Regions from separate parts of the Mus musculus genome. Here region 2 is linked to region 1. The links are chromatin contacts, found by Hi-C or POLR2A ChIA-PET in ENCODE. All regions are on one chromosome and are shown on one strand. Each heading gives the region's core, a stretch centred on a gene start or an enhancer-like site at or near the end of the contact. The rest is flanking DNA. Distances are from core to core; before and after follow the strand shown.

Evidence for each region. A loop is a pair of places that touch in the nucleus more often than their neighbours do. ChIA-PET counts read pairs that join two places held with the same protein, here RNA polymerase II (POLR2A).
Region 2: a map of heart shows a loop between it and region 1 (3-fold over the local background). The contact joins the promoter of Kdsr here to the promoter of Zcchc2 in region 1. A Hi-C loop is called at or near these places in 2 of 37 maps with a recorded cell type or tissue (both heart). POLR2A ChIA-PET finds 5 or more read pairs at or near these places in 1 of 5 experiments (embryonic stem cell).

The regions. Positions count from the first base shown.
Region 1 is chr1:105,989,141-105,991,672 of GRCm38, reverse strand. Zcchc2 (zinc finger, CCHC domain containing 2) reads right to left here and starts at 1,267. Exons shown (of 14, transcript NM_001122676.1): 1 at 1-1,267. The coding sequence starts at 883. Gm7160 (predicted gene 7160) reads left to right here and starts at 1,391. Exons shown (of 3, transcript NR_151625.1): 1 at 1,391-1,501.
Region 2 is chr1:106,758,474-106,761,005 of GRCm38, reverse strand. Kdsr (3-ketodihydrosphingosine reductase) reads left to right here and starts at 1,264. Exons shown (of 10, transcript NM_027534.2): 1 at 1,264-1,462. The coding sequence starts at 1,355.

The DNA of each region.
Region 1 (2,532 bases), core at 18-2,517:
CCTCCGCGTCCTCCGGCTCCACCCGGAGTGCGCTGCGGAGCCTCTCCAGGTGCTCCCTCAGGGTGACCCGCTGGTGGAAGGAGAAAGCCGGGTGCAGCGAAGCCATGGTGAACAGCAGCAGCAGTTCCTCTTGGGCCCTGAAGCCGAGCCCGCCTCCAGTCCCGAGCTTGGCGCAGCCACTGCCTTCCGGGCCGGGGCCGTCCTTCTCCGCGTCCTGCTCGCCATCGCCACTCGGCTCGTCCTCCACGCTGCCCCGCGAGCCCTCGGCTCGAGTCGCGCGCAGGCTTCTGAGCACCGCGTCCACCTGGGGCAGGAGGCGGTGCAGGCGGCCAGCGGCCTCTCTGTTCTCCGAGCCCAGCAGCGCTAGGTATACGATGAGGCGCGAGCGCACGGCGGGCTCTCGGAAATCGGCCAGCGACCCTGGGTCCGAGAGGCCGTTGGCCTTCGCCTCCGAGTCGCGCAGGTAGTGGTAGTCCTTGCGCGCCAAGTCCTCCAGGCACGAGCCGAGAAAGCGCAGCTCCAGCGGGTTGCACAGGTCCAGCAGCCCGCACATGAACTCAAGGCGCTGCGCCGAGCCCAGCACCAGCCCGAACCACTCATACACCCGCTCCTGTTCGCGCAGCGCCGCCGCGTGCCCGCCGCCGCCCGGCATGCCCGCGCCCGCCGTCGGCCCGCTAGCAACAGGCGGCTCGAGCCCCCGGGGCGGCGACGGCGGCGGCGGGGGTCCCCGCGGCAGGCCCGTGGGCGGCGGCGGCGGGCGGCAGTCGCGGCGGCGGCGCAGCGGAGCCTTTGCGCCCGGCCGCGCGTCCGCCTCGGGCTCCTCCGCGTCGGGCGGCGGCTCGCTGGGGTGCGTCGACTTCGGTGGCAGCTTCATCCTCAGCATCCTCAGCTAAGGCGGTGCGGACATGCGAGCGAGGGAGCGGGGGCGGCGGGAGGAGCCGAGCGCCCGGGCGGCGGCACGGCCGTCAAGAACGTTGCCCCTCCATGCCGCCGGGGCGGGCCGGGGGCGGGTCTCGCCGACCGGGGACGGGGGGCGGTGGCCGGCCGGCAGCTTCGTCCCGGCGGGAGGCGGGGCGTGACCGCGACGGCTCCTCCCCTGGGCTCTGTGCCCGCTGGGGAGTCCGGTGCGGGAGGAGCAAGTCGACGAGCGCGTCCTCCTTCCGCCTTTCCGCGTCCGCACGGGGCTGGCGGTGACGGCCTGAGCCGTTCCCTCTCGAGCCGGCGCTGGCAGAGCGGCTTGGCGAGGAGGAGGAGGAGCAGCGGGGCTGGGCGGAGACGCTGGCGGGCTCCGCGCACCGCACTCCAGCCAATCAACGTTTAGATCTGGCGTGACGCGAGCTTCTCGTTTGCCCCCCCCTCCCCGCCGGGAGCCGCCCTCTCTGAGAAGCCACGCCCACCTCCTGCTATGCTGCAAGGCTCTGGCACATCCCGCGCGGTCCTAATGCTTGATGGGTTCCAGCAGACTGAGGACGTGGGTTTGGGACTTTCGGACCACGGCGAGGTGAGCTTGGCCCGGAGCGGCAGAAGTGGGCGAGGTTCGCGTGGGAGGAGGGACATCGACTTAGTTTTTCTTGAGAGATCTGACCGTGCCGTGGCTGCAGACCATCTTCGCGTCAGCCACCGCCCTGGATCACGCCAAGTGGGTTCCCAGCCCCTGCCGCCTCGTGAACTCCGCCAAAGTCAGCCACGGGAGATTACCATATTCTAAAACTTCACCTGGACCGTTGGTGTGAACGCTGGGACGAAGATCCAGGAGTTAGGTCGGGATGTAGAGTGGTTTTGGGCGGCGAGCGCCCTTGCTCAGGCTGGCTGCAAGGTGCTGCTTTGGGCCGGGTATCCGGCTGAGGGGACCCTGTTGCTGGGGGTGCTTGGCCTAATGGTTGCATCTGGCTTGCAAGGTTAAGTTTAAGGACGCCCTCCTGCCCCAAATCTATGGTTTGCGCAATCACTTATTGCCTACGTTTTAGTTCCTATCCGTGAACATTTGGAATTCTTGAGCTGGTGTGAATTTCCTGTAACTCTTTTAAACAATTTAATAAGTTACTGTCTTGTCAGGGTTTTAAGTTTTTAAGCGATATTACATTTTTAAGTTTTGTAGACACCGCCCTCCCTATGACTCTTTCAGTGATATGTATAGCCCAACCATAAAAATCAATTTAAAAACCAAACCAACCCAAGGGGCCATGATTGCTCTCAGAGCCATCAGGACCATCCTGTCTCATTTGTGCTGGAGCCTGACTGCCGGTCAAGAGTTCTTGGCATGCTGTTTGTCAGTCCATGATTGTAAATAAATATAAATCTTGTGCCCAGGGGCGGGGGAAACAGGATTATTATTATTATTATTATTATTATTATTATTATTATTATTTGAGGGTCCATAATAGTAGTTTCTTTGTGTGTTTGCTTTTTAAAATTTCCGACAGTTTTAAATAAAGAACTTATACCACATAACCAAAGTAGGAGCGTGAGAAAATTAAAAGCCACACTAACCCTCGTTGAGAGTGTTGGGACATCTACAGAGTGTATAGAATC
Region 2 (2,532 bases), core at 15-2,514, 770 kb before region 1:
TATGGATAGCCAGCTATATTGAGAAATAGAGTTTAAAATCTCTGGCTACCCAGTGAACCCTCCAAGTGTTGGAGGTTTGTTTTGCTCAAATGAGCTTTGGCCAAAGGCTAGATGTTAGCTTTATATCATCCTAATCCAGAAAGTAAGTTCTTTCTTTGCTTTGGGGAGGTTTAATAGGAATGGCTTTGTTTAAAGGAGGCTGGCCATACATGACCTTACCAAAAATGTATTCAGTGAGTGTGATGGTGAACGCCAAGACATACTAGTAGAGGTCAGAGGACAACCTACCTTGTGGGGCCAGAGGGATCTAGCACAGGACTTAAAGCTTTCTAGCAAAAGACCTTCCTTCCTTTTGGATCCAGTAGCTTTTTTTTTCTTTTGTTATTGTTTTGATCAAAAAGTGATGAGTGAAAAAATAATCTAGCCTACACTAGGATATTATCAACAATAAAAAGAAATTAAATACTGATAGGTACAGTATGGAAGAATCTTAGTATGCTAAGTCAAAGAAGCTAGGCACTGCAGAGGGCATATTATTAGAACTCCACTTGTATGAATAGACAAGTCCAGAGAGCTTTGTGATTGCCTATAACTGCACCATTTAAGAGAAAATGAGCTGGGCGTTGTGGTGCACGCGTTTAATCCCAGCACTCGGGAGGCAGAGGCAGGTGGATTTCTGAGTTCGTGGCCAGCCTGGTCTACAAAGTGAGTTCCAGGACAGCCAGGGCTATACAGAGAGAGAGAGAGAGAAACTGAACTGTGACTGTTAATGACTATAGGGTTGCTGTGTAGGGCGACAAAAGACTGTGGCGATAGTTTAGACACTAAACTAAAACTATTTTAAGTCGGTGGACCAGATGTTGGAATTAAATCTCTACAACGGTGGCTCCCCGCGCCTCCGCGTTTGCATCTGCTTTGGTTACAGGATGTATGTACAGTTTTCAGCGAAATTCAATTATCAGAAATCCAAGTCAACGCTCAAAGCGAAAGGGAGCGGTGACCATTTTCTGAGTGAGCCATAAATACACGAACTGGAATCTGTGATTTCAAAGAAGAATACCAGGACTTAGGCACAGAACAAAATCCGTGGATCCAAAAGCCACCGTTTGCAAGCCTCCCACGACGTTGGCGGGCGGGCCAACGGGGAGGCCAAGTACCCGGAGCCTACGCACGCACAGCCTGCGCAGCCGCAGCCTGAAGCTGAAGGGGGCGCGGGCCCAGGAGCTAGTCCGACAGCGGAGACCGCCCCGCCCAGGCTCCTCCTCTTCCCTTCGCCGCCGTCCCGCCCTCGCTCGCAAACCCAAACACTCCCGGCTGCTGGTGCATGTGATCTCCCAGTAGTCGCTCGGCAGAGATGTTGCTGTTGGCCGCTGCCGGCCTCGTGGCCTTCGTGCTGCTCCTCTACATGGTGTCGCCGCTCATCAGTCCCAAGCCCCTCGCGCTGCCCGGCGCGCACGTAGTGGTGAGTGGCCTCCTGTTGCTGAGCTTGCCCAGGACTGCTTGGCCGGCTTGGGCCAACGAGACCACGGTCCCGGAAAGGAACGGTTGAGTGGGGCGGGTTACCTACTGCCTTAGCCCCGGCATTGCCCTGCCCTGTCGGACCTCAGGAACCCGCCCTCCAAGGCGCCGGGCTACAGGGCAGTGTCGTGGAGAAGGCGCCAGCCTAGTTTCCAGGACTCAGGGGCTCTGCTGCTCGCTGATCCCCGGAGCATCCCTGTCTGCCACTGTTTGGATCTTCAGTTTCCCCAATGAGTCAACAGAGAGACTGAGAAACTTTGCCAAGGACACGGCAGTCGGTGACTAGCAGGATAAGGGCGCAAACCCGGATGGGAGTAGCCACAGCCAGGGAATCCTAAGGAGCCCACAGCAAGGAGGGGGTCTGGGCCTCTGGGGCTGGCCCAGGCAGCTGAGACTGTAGGGTGTCGTGTGCAAGTGACAAAGAGCCCCCAGAGGCTTCTAGGAAGTGATACACCTGAGGGGTGGCCTGGCAGGTTTGGCCAGCAGGCTTGTCTCTGAACTCAGCCAGGGTCTGCTGAGTACTGCTCAAGTGCAGTCCTTTCTGGCGTCAGAAGGAAGAGCTAACCAGCTTGATTAGAAGCTTAAGATGGAAGGAGATATGAGTGGTTTGGTTTGTTAAAGTCCGGAAGCTCGCACGTTCCTATGTGCAGGCTTGGCTATGCCTCCACCCCGCCCCCACAGCTCAGAGCCTCAACTCTGGCATTTCTCCTCGGTGTCCTATATAGACCCAAAACCCGAGGCACAGTGAGGCGAGGAGTTGCGAATAAGGACAGCTAGTATCCAAACCGGCAGCACGAATCTCCTTGGTGCCCTTAGGTGACTTACATGAGTGCATCCAAGTAAGTCCCCACTGCGTTGTTACAGGATAGAGTGGTTATCTTAGTATGATTTATCCCAAACAAGAATTTCTGGATGACAACATGTGTTTCCATTAATTTGTCTTTTGTAAAATTACTGATTTATTCCCAGCTGCTGCTATGCATGATGTGGAAAGAGTTATTAGAAAAAGCCAAA